3 separate regions of the Homo sapiens genome follow, and regions 1 and 2 are each linked to region 3. A link is a loop called in an ENCODE intact Hi-C map of the cell type or tissue named here. Cell type or tissue: IMR-90. All regions are shown on one strand. Links, peaks and the distances in the headings refer to the core of each region. The heading gives the core; the rest is flanking DNA.

The links. Hi-C counts contacts between places; a loop is a spot of excess contacts. Peaks named below come from ENCODE experiments on the same cell type or tissue, not always from the same donor. Only the 100,000 strongest peaks of a DNase experiment are listed, where the experiment ranks them.
Region 1: a loop joins it to region 3, with 2.9 times the contacts of the local background. A loop is called at or near these places in 1 of 110 quality-filtered maps.
Region 2: a loop joins it to region 3, with 4 times the contacts of the local background. A loop is called at or near these places in 1 of 110 quality-filtered maps.

Annotation. Positions count from the first base shown.
Region 1 is chr3:115,997,552-116,002,487 of GRCh38, forward strand. The region is part of intron 3 of LSAMP (limbic system associated membrane protein); the gene reads right to left. The region is part of intron 1 of LOC124906269 (a long non-coding RNA gene); the gene reads left to right. LOC124909414 (a long non-coding RNA gene) reads right to left here. Exons shown (of 2, transcript XR_007096014.1): 1 at 3,257-4,936. Among named protein-coding and RNA genes, the nearest start is that of SNORD155, 95 kb to the left of the region's middle. In IMR-90, for the core only: no CTCF peak of the experiment used is centred there; a DNase peak (open chromatin) is centred at 2,910.
Region 2 is chr3:115,853,184-115,858,119 of GRCh38, forward strand. The region is part of intron 3 of LSAMP (limbic system associated membrane protein); the gene reads right to left. All of the region lies in intron 1 of LOC124906269 (a long non-coding RNA gene), which reads left to right. Among named protein-coding and RNA genes, the nearest start is that of SNORD155, 49 kb to the right of the region's middle. In IMR-90, for the core only: no CTCF peak of the experiment used is centred there; a DNase peak (open chromatin) is centred at 2,948; H3K27ac peaks cover 956 bases.
Region 3 is chr3:116,437,296-116,442,231 of GRCh38, forward strand. The region is part of intron 1 of LSAMP (limbic system associated membrane protein); the gene reads right to left. Among named protein-coding and RNA genes, the nearest start is that of LSAMP, 5.7 kb to the right of the region's middle. In IMR-90, for the core only: no CTCF peak of the experiment used is centred there; a DNase peak (open chromatin) is centred at 3,116.

The sequences.
Region 1 (4,936 bases), core at 459-4,458, 440 kb before region 3:
ATAGTGGGTTGAGGCACAGGAGGTACAGTACAGAAGGCATAGGAGATACAGCAAGTGCAAAGGCCCTGAGGTTGGAAGGATCTTGGTAAGCTTGGGGAATACAAGGCAGGACTGTGTAGCTAGGGTGGGGTTTCTCAAGAGGGAAACTATTGACATTTTGGGATATATATATATATATATATATATATATATATATATATATACACACACATACATACACACACATATATTTAAATATATACATGCATACATTTAAATATACTAATATATGTATTTTATATATTAGAATATATATTATGTATTTTATATATTAGAATATACAATATACATTATTATATATTCTAATATATAAAATACATATATACATATAATAGCTATACATATAATATTAAAAATATTATATATTATATAATACTTCTATATATCGTGTGTGTGATATGGGGCTTTTCTGTGCATTGTAATTTCAGCAGCATCCTTGGCCTCAACCCACTAGATGCTGGTTTTACCTTCCTGGCTGTGACAATCAAAAAATGTCTCCAGCCATTGACACACGTCTCCTGGGAGGCAAAATCATCCCTAGTTGACAACCACTCAACTAGGACACAGTGAGAGGGGGAGAAAGATAGGAGGGTGGGGTGATAGAGAGTGACCAAATTATGTAGGGCCATAATAATCCCTGGATTTCATTTCAAGAGATTCTGGAAGTCACTGGGGGGTTTTAACTGGGGTAAGGGGTAAATATGATCTGATTTATGTTTTCAAAAAGGCTCTATCATGGCTGGGTAGGGAATAGGGGGTGTGGAAAGTAGAAGAAAGTATACCAGTGGGTGGATTGCTGAATAGTCTAGCAGAGAGATGATGGGATTGAACTGGTGTTTAGCAGCTAGGATAGTGAGAACATGTTGAATTCACAAAGTGTAATGGGAGAAGCCCTGATGGGACTTTCAGTGGTCACTAGACCACACTCAGAAAAACAACATCCTTGACCCTTGCATTGTCCTTGACCCAGAAGTGCTGTCATCACCTGGAAGCTTAGATGTACCATCTCAGGCCCCACCCAGAGATGCTGAATCCGAATCTCATTTTACTAAGATCACCAGGTGACTGATATGCAGGTGAAGTTTGAGACACACAAGTCTAAGCTAAGTTTCTCGTTTTACTTATTAAAAACATAGATGCTTTGAGACGAAGAGTGATCTATATAAGGTCACACAGACAATCAGGAGCAGAGTCAGAACTGGAACCCAGTTCTCCCATCTCCCGCCCGTGTTCCGACAGCCTGCCTGGTAGGATAACATCTATCTCCTCTTAGGGTCCTTACTTAAGAGAGCCAGGAATTATAAGTCTGTCCCTCAATTCTCATAGGATGAGGAAAAGTCACCCTTCAAAAAATAAAAGATTGAAATTCCTCCAGGGAGGAAGAATGAAAGACCCATGGTATCAATTTAAAGCAAAAAGCATTTAAAAACCAATTACCAAGCTGTGTTGCTGCTGCTCATGGGGCTGTCATCCTTTCCCAGCTCAGAGTGTTAATACTGAAAATACAAAACAAATCCCTTGAAAAGCGATGCCAGGATTGGCTTGTGGGCAACGATGATGAGGCTTTGAGATCAGCCTTTGCAAAGAGGGCTGCTCAGCTGCATATTCAGTGACAGGAATCTTCCGAATCACAAGCAGCAGGATTTGCAACTTGAACAATGTTTCTTTTCCCTCCATGGGAAGAGAGATTTTGGAAAGCTGAATATCAGTGTTCCCCTTGTCTTTATCATTCTCCTCTCTGGCTACCCTAGACTTGCTGCTTTGTTATCCCCCAAGGACACGGGCCATTTGTCAAATTCTCTTCTCCTCAAAACCTAAAGCACAAAATAGCTACTGTCCTTTCTGGCAGCTCCTGCAGAGCTAATATGTTGTGCTTATCCTAATATGTGGACCCCGTCATGTCCTAAATTAAAGAGCCTGGTTTGAAGGATGAGCTTCAGGGGAAAGAGGAATAAAACAAAAAGATTCAAATCCCTGAGGCTACCATTCATGGGAAAAGGTACCCATCTCCATCTCTAAACCTTGGACATGTGAAGGAAGCCCTGTTTCCTTAGAATCCTGAAGGTGGTTTGGTAAACCACTTCTGCGAAGGGTTTTTTCCATTACCTGGAATTAGCAGGTTACTGAAGGGCAGATAAACTAATCGCTGTATGAGCACAGTGGTTGGTGGGGAGGGAGGCTGCCTCGGGCTCTCATGGGAAGGAGGAAAAAGCTGAATGCCTTTCCTAGGACTGGGTGTGAAACTGCTCCTCTCAGTTGGAGACTGGCCCCTGCAAGCACACAGCTTCTGCCACTGCACAGCTGTCAGCTGCCATTAGCAGGTTCCTGACAAGAACATGTGGCGTTCCCCAGTCATTCTCCCCAGCAACTCAAACTGGGCAGTGATGCAGGGGTATGTGTGGTGTGTGTGTTTGTGTGTGTGCATGTATCTGTGCACACTGGGAAGAGACAACAAAGAAGAAAGAGAGATTAAACAATGGTTTCTGGACTCAGATAATTACCCAGTATCAAGAGAAGATTCAAGCCAGATTTTCTCTCTTGGTATTAGGGACTTTGGGTAAGTCACTTAATGCCTCTACTCTTTGTTTTCCTGCACCAACTGAGAATAGCAAAAATCTATGATTTATACACTCCTTTGTAAGTGCCAGGCTCTATGCTAGAGCCCACTGTGGAAACCATCTCACTTAATCATCACAACAACCTGACGATACAAGAACTATATATGTATATATATTTGCAGATGAGAAAACTGAGACTTGAGAAGGTTAAGTAAATTTCCCCAGAACCCCTAGATAGGGATGATGGAACCAGAATTCCATGGCAGACTATGTGACTATGAGTCATCATGAATCAGCAGCTGTACCTCCTCAAACGCGGATGGCCACCTCACTGTGTGTTTGAGTGATCAACCAAAGCCATGTGTGGGAAAGCACCTGGTACACTGAGGGCTGCACCAATGTCAGCAACTGCTATTTAAAGAACTCAACATTAGCTTATTCATTCACTGAGTACTTGTTGTGGACCTGGTTCTGTTCTATGAATTATAACACATGGAGAAGGGGAGTGAGGAAAGACGATATTGGCTCTTCCTTCAAGTAACACATGTTATCAGGTGTTGGCAATAAAAATGTTGTATCTGTATGACAGGTTCATAACCCTGAAGTCGAGGACACCCCACATGCTCACCAAATGAGACTAAAGCAAAACACCTGCTTACCTAACCCCTTTTCTAGTAGAGACCACTGATGAGGAGTTCTCATGTCAGCATTCTAAGAGCTGCATTTAAGAGTAACCATGGGACCTCCTTTTATCTCTCATTCTATTTCTGTTGTCATGGTGTTTCAAAGCAAATACCTGAAATGAGTAAATTTTAATTCTGAAACAGTTATGCAGTTTTCCCAAAGTTGTAATTTAACAGGCATAATCAAGGCACTATATCATAGTAAATGATGGTTTATCTGGTGCTCATCACCTAGAAATATTATTACTAGCGGGTGCTTCTGTGCTTCAATGGTACAATGATAATTGATGTTCACAATGATTACCCCGAGGCAGTGCAAGTTCCTAAAGTGCTTTGTGGATCATACAAAAAAAGAAAAGAAAAAAAGGAAAAGAAAAAAACAGAAAAGCTTCCTTTGTCATTTTTTGCATTACAGTTGAACATAATACAATTCTTTGAATATTAGTCACCAGTAATAAAATATGTGCTAACATCACTGATCAGAGCATTTCAATTCCCCATTATACACCATTATGCCAAAAAAAGGAATTCTGTACAGGCATATATTCCGTATCTTTTATTTCCTTCCAGAAAAGCTCAAGCTAATTTTACATAACTGAGTGTCTGCCCATGAAGAACTCTGAGGGGAAACTGCTTGTGTTAGTTTGTTATTGCTATGCAAACTCAGTGGCTTAAAATAATATAAGTTTATTATCTTAGAGTCCTGGAGGTGAGAAGTCCAAAATGGGTCTCACTGGGCTACAGTCCAAATGTCAGCAGAGCTGAGCTCCTTCTGGTGGTTTGAGGGGGAGAATCTGTTTCCTTGTCTTTTCCAGTTTCTGGAAGCTGCCTGCAGTCCTTGGCTGTGGCCGCCTTCTCCATCTTCACACCAGCAGTGTAGTATCTTCAAGTCTCTCTCTCTAACTACAACCCTCACTTCCATCTTCACATTCCCTTGGCACTCTGACCTTCCTGCTTCTCTCTGATAAAGATCTTTGTGATTACATTGGGCCTATCCAAATAATCTAAACTAATTTGTTCATCTTTAGATTTTAACTTAATTACATCTGCAAAGTCCCTTTTGCCATGTAAGGTAGCATATTCACAGGTTTCAGAGGTTCAAATATAGACATCTTTGGGGGGTCATTATTCTGTCTATCACCCTCCTCTTAACGAACTTTTCATCACAATGTTATCCTTTTCTTTCTTTTCTCTTTGACTTTAACTTTTGAAACAATATCATCTTTCTATAGATGATGAGTTAGAGTGATCCTGAAATCAAAATTATAGAATTCCATAAGGTCATGGGAATCAAGCTCACACAGAAGCTCTGCTAATATTTGTCAGATTCTCACCTTGCCCTGGTCCAAACCAGCAGGAGACAGGCTCCCCTGGCAATTGCCCACTCCACTGTGTGTGGCTTACTAACACTTATGCCCTAGAGAGGGCAGTTGCTTAGTCTTCTGTTTCCTAGAGCTTGCATTTAAAGATGAGAAGAACTTGAAGTTAGAGCATAAAAGGAAAAAAAAAGATGAAGAATATTTTCTTGGTGCCAGACACTGGAGAACACACGGGGATATTAGGAAGGAGAAATGCAAAGGCAGAAAGCCAGGCTGAAAGAAGCTTTGGATGCCATCTGACAGGCCTTTTGAATGCGCAGTTTTGGTTGTCTTCCCA
Region 2 (4,936 bases), core at 459-4,458, 580 kb before region 3:
AAGTGGCTTCCTTTTGAGAAACCACCACTCTTCTTCAGATTCTGTTAAATTCTGTTCACAAGGATTGTATGCTAAACTGTCTTGGCAGTTGTGATCTCTGTTCTATATCAAACTACATCATCCTAGAGGCTTTTAGGCCATGGGCCAGATCCATGAGAATGTGCTGCTGATGGTGTGTTTGTGATGGACTGTGTCATCTGGGGTTTGGGGTAGGGAGTTAAATATTATTGGCTTAAAAGTTGGGATTAGGTATAGGGAGGTCCTGTTTGGAAAGATCTACATAGTTGAGTGTGTGCATTTTAGTAAAGAAATCTCAACTTAAGAAACCTTGTTTAAATTCCCCTATGTGGAGAATAATTGATTAAACCATTTTCTTCCTGAAGAGATGGAGAGAGAAATAAGGAAGAAGTAGAGAGGGAGAAAAATGAAAAGAGGAAAAGAAGGTGATTGAGGAAGGAGAAGGTGAAAGAGGAAAGAGAAGAGGAAATGAGATTGGGTAGCAGGAAGAGCCTAGCCAGAGCTTGGCCAGAAAGGCCCAAGGACTTCAACTCTAGCTAAACTGAACCCCCTCACCCCAAAATTTCAAAACTCCACTGTTACACGAGTTAGGATAGAGCAGCTGGGGAGGGTGTTAAAGAACACAGTCCTGCAATCACGATGCTCCTGGTCATTCTCTACTAAATGGTACCAGTCATTAGCTCTGCTCAAATGCTATAAGCTGTTTTCCTTTTTTTGGGAATTCCTCAATGACCAAATCAACGTAACAGACAGTTAGCAAGGAGACAAATTTACTCTAAATATGTCAGCTAAACCTGTTAACTAGGCTTCCGACAGAACATGGGGCTTCTTTGCTAGCATTCTATAACACAACTCTCTGGATATTCCAAGCTTCAAGTCTTCTCTCAATTGTCAATATCACTAGTTTTGAGGAAACTGTACAATCTTGATTAAAAAAACAGGCAAGAGTAATATAACATTATTTGGTTCTGAAGTTCTGCACATTATCTTTATCTAGCACATGCTTCTACTGAGAATGTTTTAGAATTAGTCTATAGCATATAGTTAAATATTATTATTATTATTATTATTATTATTATTATTTTTTTTTTTTTTTTTTGAGATGGAGTCCCGCTCTTTAGCCTAGGCCGGATTGCAGTGGCACAATCTCGGCTCACTGCAAGCTCCGCCTCCCAGGTTCACGCCATTCTCCTGCCTCAGCCTCCCGAGTAGCTGGGACTACAGGCGCCCGCCACTGCGCCCGGCTAATTTTTTGTATTTTTAGTAGAGACGGGGTTTCACCGTGTTAGCCAAGATGGTCTCGATCTCCTAAATATTATTTTTAAGAGGTTAATTTTTTCCTGTCTACATTTTTCTCTTCTCCTTTGCCAACATTTAAAGCAAGTACTTAGATCTGATTTTACATGTTATAGAAGTAGAATGTAGTAGAGAAGAAAACAGTAATCTCAGAAAGGGTAACTGGCCACTTTTCTGGATTAATTGGGCAGGATTTAGGATTGAAGGGGTAAAAAGATCTTTCCTGCATATTGTTTCTATGCACTAAGTGTCATGCCAACTATTTGATGCTAAGACTCTTCTAGCTGAACATAAATACCCTGAAGGCTAATGGCAACTTTGACAATTAGTTTTTTATTTAGCAGGCAGAAATAGGTATAAGCTCATTGAAAACCTAGAATGCAGAGGTAGAATAGAAAGTAAGATAGCATTATTTATTTTGAGAATAATGGTAAATTTTAATGAGAAAATAGTTAATAATAATTTCAGAATGTTTTAGTATTTCTTCTCATACTGCATATCCCCCACCCATAATCTTAATCTTGGTTGGGGACAGAGCTGTCAGTAGAAGAAGGAGAGAACAAGGATAATCTTAGAGATGGTTGGCAACACTGAATTCTTTCCAATTCCCATGAAATACCTAGAAATGGTGGATTATGGGTCCCTACTTCGCTTTTTGAATTTATAAAACAAAAACAAAAACTAAACAGTTGCAGGAGAGAGAAAGATTATTTTTAGCTGCGCCAACTAAAGCCCTACCAATTCTGGAAGATGGCACCTATGAAAGGAAATAGTAAGATGAATGACAGAAAATAAAACAATATTTATTGTGTTTGGGGCCTGGGATTCTTACATACCAATATAAGTATTAGTAATCTCATTTGTTCCTGATAAGCAGATAATAAAACATATCCTTATCAGATAAACTTTCAATCTCATGTCTCTAGAATTTCCCCTAAACTACCTGAGGATAAAAGGAGAGTTTTCCCTTAAGTGACCCACATGGGAGGCAGAGACATCATTTTTGCTTCTCCTGTGATAGCTCTCCTCCTCTCTGATGGCAGCCTCTGTCTCCAGCACACAATGTGCATAGCTATCTCAATAAAGTGGGAGCAGGCTCAAGGTGCAAACCAACTATCGGCAGGGGAAACTACACCGTATTCCATCATCCAACCAATCTCATCCAACAATTCTCCTGCTCCTTTCTTTCCTTTGCCCCGGTGTGTCCGTCCTCATGAGAGCAAATTTTCTCCAGTTCTTTCAGTTCTGACTGGCTGCTCTCAACCCAAGGGTCCTGCCAATATTTCCTTTTATTCTCTCAACCTTAAGAAGACTCTCAAGCCAGAAACTGAATTTAAAACATTCAGAGACACCCCTGGGCCCTCCCTGTTGTCATGCTTCCTTTCCCTATTCCCTGGATCCTCCAGTTGAAACTCTTGCATTCCCTGGCCCTTCCTGATTAGTCTGTTCTAGTCACACCCAGGAGACTTTTCCCACAATGCATTATCTCTACTGCTTCACTTGAGAATTTCTTACCAATTCACAGAAATTTAACAGGAAATGGGAGCTTTTCTGTTGTTGGAAAGCCAAAGCTCCAGATTGTAAGTGTTGCAGGGACCATGCCTTACTCATAATATCCTCATGAACTAGCACAGAGTTTGGCTCAGATTAGTCACTCCATAAATGTTTGTTGAGTTAGCTTGCTACAGACCCAATGCTGGTGCTTCTCCAAAATTCATATGTTGAAACTTAAGCCCCAAAGTGATGACGGTATTTGGAAGTGGGGTCTTTGGAGGTGATTAGGTCATGAAGATGGAGCCTTCATGAATGAGATTAGTGCCCTTATAAAAGAAACTCCAGGCTGGGTATGGTGGCTTACGCCTGTAACCCTAGCACTTTGGGAGGCCGAGGTGGGCAGATCACTTGAGGTCAAGAGTTCAAAACCAGCCAGGCCAACATGGTGAAACCCCGTTTCTACTAAAAATACAAAAAAATTAGCAAGTGTGGTGGCATGTGCCTGTAATCCCAGCTATTTGGGAGGCTGAGGCAGCAGAATTGCTTCAACCTGGGAGGCGGAGGTTGCAGTGAACTGAGATCGAGCCACTGCACTCCAGCCTGGGTGACAGAGCAAGACTCCATCTCAAAAAAAAAAAAAAGAAAAGAAAACAGAAACTCCAGAGAGTTCCTTTGCCTCTTCTGCCACGTAAGGACACAGAGAAAAGAGAGCTGTCTCTGAATCAGGAAGTGGGCCCTTATCAGACAGTAAATTTGCTGGCACCCTGATCTTGGACTTCCCAAGCTCCAAAACTGTAAGAAATACATTTCCATTGTTTATAAGCTACCCAGTCTATGGTATTTTTGTTATAGTAACCTGAATGGACTGAGATAAAGCTGAACTGAATTAAGAAATTCAAAGAGATACTAGAGTCATTGTCAGCACTTCATGTAGTTTAAGAGAATAGAGCTAAGTATTGAAAAGTGGCTAAGTATTTCTGTCAGAGAAGTTGGCATAAAACTCCACTGCCTTTTAATGACCCTAATAGAGTTCTCTTTTACTGGGGAAGAAAGGGTGTGCTGCATACTCTGCTGTTGAAGGACTGCACAGGGGCATCTCTGGCCATGTCCTGAGGAATTATCTGCCATGTGGAGTTATCGTTTTGGAAACCAACAGAGCTCCCTGTGGACACAGGCACGATACAATCTTAGCAAGTGCCGTTTCTTGTTTTAAGGCATGGAATACACCAGCTGAATCTTGAGTCACAAAATTCTAAAATGCACTCAGATTCTCCTGTTCCTTTCTTTCCCTTTGCCCCCACGAGCCTGTCCCCAAGAGGGCAACTTTTCTCCACTTCCTTCAGTTCTCTCTGACTGGCTGCTCTCAACCCCAGGGTCCTACCAATAATGTCTTTTATTCTCTCAACCTTAAAAAGACTCTCAGGCCAGAAATGGACACAAAACCTATGGTTTAAGTTCTCTGGTAGACGAGTTCTATGGCCACAATTTGGGTCTTTCTCTTGTCCCTATCTATTATTTTTTGCCCTTACAGAAATGTTTACTTGAAATGCAAATTTCAGTATTTTGGTATTTTAAACATCTCAACCAATTTCCACAAGCCTGCTCACATCGCTGAGTGTTATGTTTATTCTGGGATCTAGTGTTTAGTTTAAATCTCCCTTTGCTTAATGTGTTTTTGTGTCTCCTGGCAATATTCAGCTACCAGGCTAAATAACTTCTCATCCTCCTCAGTGTATGCACCTTTTAAACTCTTGCACATAATTAGCATATCCCTTCTTAGTCACTGTTTACTCAAGTTGTACATATTAGTTCTTTTAATATTTCTTCATAAGTCAGAAAGAAGGGCCTAGAGCTAATGGCAAGAGAAAAGTGTTCTCTCCTGTGTTCCCCAATGTGGAGGCAAATCAGCCAGGAATAACTCCAATTAAAGCATGCCAGGTGCTGCCTTCTGAGTACAGTGCCTTCGGAGTTCCATGCTTTAGTGAGCCCTGTAGTTGCTATGCAAAATGTTGACTGATTTAGATTTATAAGGTCAACCAGGCATTTGTAAAAAGGAGCCATTTGAAATTAAATATATTTCCATGGTGCTGCTTTCTCTCATTCCCTTTCTTTCTCTCCTCCCTCTCCC
Region 3 (4,936 bases), core at 673-4,672:
TGCAGTGTATACTGCTCGGGTGATGGGTGCAGCAGGATCTCACAAATCACCACTAAAGAAGTTACTCATGTAAGCAAATACCACCTGTATCCCAATAACTTATGGAAAAAAAAATAATAAAAACCAATAAGCTGGAAGCTGCAAGTGGAGGAAGGAAAACCCATGTGGTACAGACAGATAGTAGACATGTGCAAGATGGGACATTTCCTTGAAACAAATCCTCCTTGACCAGCACTAACTGGATGATCCTCCACAGGTAAATGCAGATTTGATTTACAGGGAGAAGAGAGAGGGAAAAGGGGAGAGGAAGGAGAGAGGAGAAGGGAGGAGAGAAGGCAAGAGGGAAGAATTGGAGGGAGGAGGAAGGGAGAGAAGGGAAGGGGAGAGGAGAGAAAAGGAGAGGAAGGAAGAGGAGAGAAAGACAATTTTAAGGATACATTTATGTATAATAAAAATGGCATTTCATCAGATAAAATGAAAACCAAAAAGGTAATCTCAGTGGTACTGTGAAATGAAAATTAAAATACATGAGTTCTAATTCTCAATTGATCACTCAAGTTTTTGGATAACGAACTAAATTTTTCTCTTCTCAGTTAAAACACTTTAAAATGAGATGGTGGACTGCCTAATCTCCAAGGCCTTTCCTATTCTACATATCTATGAGGTTTTCCTACAGTAATTAACAAAATCTGAAGTAAAGTGTTTTATTTTGTAAAGGTTAATCACACATTAACTGGAGATTAAGTTTTAATTACAGGTAACTACAAAAAAAAAAAAAAAAAGTCTACTTGCCCTGCACTCCTGATAAGAAACTCAACTATATCGTAAGATACTTGTGACTTTAAAGGACTTGAAATGACATAATAAAAACATCGTAGTGCAAATGGCCTGTGTATAGCATAGAAATAAGAATAAAAGGCTTGTTTTCTTACATTTTTAAAATTTTCTAAAAGTTATATCCTGCTGTAAATATATGACTATAGTCTTAAGAGTTTATAGTTTATACCATTATAGAGTTTATACAATACTTTGATACATACAATATCATTTGATCATAAAAATAGCTTGTGTAGTAGGCAAAAATAGTTGTCAGTTATCTTTATTTAATAAATTACAGTATTTCATGCTATTAAGAGGTTGATCTTCTGACTACTTGTTGACCATTTTGAACTTATTACATCCTTTATGAAAAGTCTTTATCTATGACATAGGCTTTTCTATAAGTTTCAACTAAAGAGAAATCACTATATAAAATTGAGATGAATTATACAATTATTTAGCAAATCACATGTTCATATATATAAGTGCACAGAATTTACTGTGCTTGAATATGTTGGCACAGAAGCCAGTTTCCTTGTCTAAATATTGTCTGTTTTCTCCCTTAGTGATAGCATTAGAAGCAACAACAAAAACAACTTAGAACAGTTCTGTACCTTGTCTAACCCAAATGAGAGACAGCACAGAATAATAAGCTTTATGTTATTTCCATAGACGTTATGTAAATCTGATCCATATTAAATAAAGTCACCCCATTTTCCATGGCTCATAAGGATGAAATTGTGTAACAAACAAATGGGTTTATGGTGGTCTATTTCCTCTCTCCCGTTTGAATTTGTTCATCTTTGGCTACTGATATATTTCTCAAACGATACAATGTGACTCCAATTTTTTTACTGATATCTATTTAGTGCTGCCCTGAAAGTGATCTGTAAAGGAGACTCCTTATCCAGTTAGGCATTGGTTTTTACCTCTATGTACATAGCAGAATCATTAAAAAACAAAAGAACGACAACCTGTGCCCAGTCCCTTCCCCAAACAAACTACATCAGAATTTCTGAGAAGAGAGGATATGTGGCAGCAGTATTTTTTAGAAGTTCCCCAGCTGATGGTACTGTGCTCCCGTGGCTGTGAAGTATCGAATGCAGTGCTTCTCCAACCTCAATATGCTAGCGAATCGCTTGGAAGTCTTATTAAAATGTGGACTTTGATTTAGTCCCTCCAGCATAGGTCCTGAGATTTTGTTGTTTTTTTTTTTTAATGCAACTATGTGATACTTAAGATGCCCACCTGTGGATCACACTTGTAGTATCCTGTAGTATCAGCATCACCTGAGAACTTGTGAGAAATGCAAATTCTCAGACTTACCAGGGACCTACTGACTCAAAAACTCTAGCGATGGAGGTCAAGCAATCTGCTATAGCAAGCCCTCCACATACACACTGAAATTTGAGACACACTGGCCTAAAAAAAAAGAAAAAAGAAAAAAGAATTCTCTGAAGTCTAAATAACTGGCTGTATGTGGTTGAAAAGCCGTTGATTGTTTACATTTGTGTAGCACTTTATAATTCAACAAACTTCTACCTTACCTCCTGTGAACGTCTTAAAACAACCCTGTAGGGTAACTAAAATAGATAGTTTCAGCATTTTTATTTATTTATTTATTTTTGAGACGGAGTCTCGCTCTGTCGCCAGGCTGGAGCGCAGTGGCGCGATCTTGGCTCACTGCAACCTCCGCCTCACGGGTTCAAGCGATTCTCCTTTCTCAGTCTCCTAAGCAGCTGGGACTACAGGTGGGCGCCACCACGCCCAGCTAGTTTTTGTATTTTTAGTAAAGATGGGGTTTCACCATGTTGGCCAGGATGATCTCAATCTCTTGACCTTGTGATCCCCCCGCCTCAGCCTCCCAAAGTGCTGGGATTACAGGCGTGAGCCACCGCACCCAGCTGACAGTTTCAGCATTTTGTAAAGGAAAATGAAGCTCAAAGTATTCAAGAGACTTGCTTAAAGTTACAGCATGCAAGGATAGATCCAAATTCAGAGCCCAGATCTTCTGAGTCGTACAAACTAAGAGGTAGGACATTGAGAGAAAAACAGGGCCAGTGGCTATAAGCTGTAAATTATGCCCTGGAGGAGGGATATCTCTGAGGCTCAGATGATGACAGGGAGAGGGACAAGGATATTGAGGCAACCTCCTATCAGGGGAGTCACAGCCCTTTGTATTTGGCACTCTCAGAGACCAGGGTAAAATGCACTAATCCTTTTTGGGCAGAGTTTGCTGTTATGTGGAATCAGCTTTGAGAAACACAAAGGTTTAACCCTCACCAGTGACTCAGTGGATGAGTCAGTCACCTTTGGTTCTTTCCACAATTCTACAAATACGTCATTCTAAGTCAAACCACATAAAATAAAAATCTCCTGTGTATTGTATGTGTGTATAAACCCACTTATATGTCCCATACTTACAGAAACACAGGTGGCCACAATTTGCTTTTCTTGCGAGATTTGCCCACTCTGTTTCTCAGGCCATAAATGACAACAAATGATAAAGCTCACAGGTACATAAATATTCTTTAACAAAATGTATATAATATGCCATATTCCTAGATGATATATAGTATGCTATACTCCATCATTTACTAAGTATATTTGATAAAGGATTTATCTGCAATGCACGATCCTTACAGTATCAGGGCTAACCAACAAATTTTGATAACATTTAGTGATTTAACTACAGAAAAAGAAAATTTCATGATGGTCACAAACTTACCCAGTAGGCCCATGCCCACAGTTTGTTTCAAATAGTGAATTGTAAGTCATAGAAAATCACATATCGTATCAAGAATTTGAGGGTTGACACTTCATTAGTGAATATTGCCATTCCACATGATTTACAGAAGATAAACAGAAATTTGAACAAGATCTTTATATTTCACTATCAAATAATCAAATCTCCTTTTGTTGTTTCTTCTTTTCCCCCCTTGGTGTAGAAACAAACAGGGAATTAAAGACCCCAACTTTGAAAAAACTAAACATTAGCTATTCTTCATTTAGATACTTAGTTTCCTTGGGAATCTGTAATACTTGTTAGGTACGCTAACATTTAACTGGGAACAATGTTATTATCATTAAAAGTATTATAATATCCTGTAAACATCAGATAGGGTCAGAATTGTGAGCTAAATAAAATTTTATTACCTTGAATTTAGAATATTTAAAATCACAAGTGTGAAGTCCCTGTATTTTATCACATGCCTACTTGTTTTATATCCAGATACGCATGTGTATGTACGTTTTACAAAGTTGCCTTATGAATAGATATGTGATAATATAATGTATTATAAAACTAACATGGTTCTTTGTGGCCAAATATTTTATTATTATCTTTTCAGAAATCTGCCACTCATGTTGAAAATATGGTCAGTAGGACTATTAAAAATGAAATTTTAAAGGTTGGTTTGAAATACCCTCTATTTCTGCTATTCTTTGACTTGTAAGAGAACTATTAATACATAGTCTCAACCTTCCAATATTAAGCAGGAGGTGAATCTCTATGGGTATGAGGGTAGGAGGGAAGAAACAGTGTTAGAAACTTATCCTGTAATTGAACTCTTACTCCTGTGGGAGCTGGTAATGAGGCAGGTAGACTCTGTTTAGAAAAGCACCTGAGGCAGCTTCATGACTGAAGTCCTGCGGATAAGCGTGTCTCACTCTTTCCTGTACACACAAATATAAATGCAGATTCTGGTTGTTCTATTTAGGGAGGACCGCCAAGGCTGCTGCTGCTGCCGCCACTACTCTGTGAATCACACTTTGATTCTTTGTCCCTGGGACAGAAGTTGGTATTGTGGTTATCTTTAGTTCTTTATATAATTTCTCACACAGGTCTGTAATCTCCTCTAGAAAATAATTGAGTTAGGTATGTATACATGAAGCTACCTCTCTTTCCCTCCAATTTTGTCACCATAATTATATAGTTTTTATTATTTTCAAAATGATAGAAATTGAGGGCAAGACCTGAAGCCTAGTGTGCACTCTCCTATCTGATGCATAATTACACTAAAGATCATAATTATACAAAAATGAGCATCAATCCCCAAAAGAAACTCTTGTTTCACAGAAAACTTTAAGTCAGTGAAGGTAAATGTTTTGGGGACAG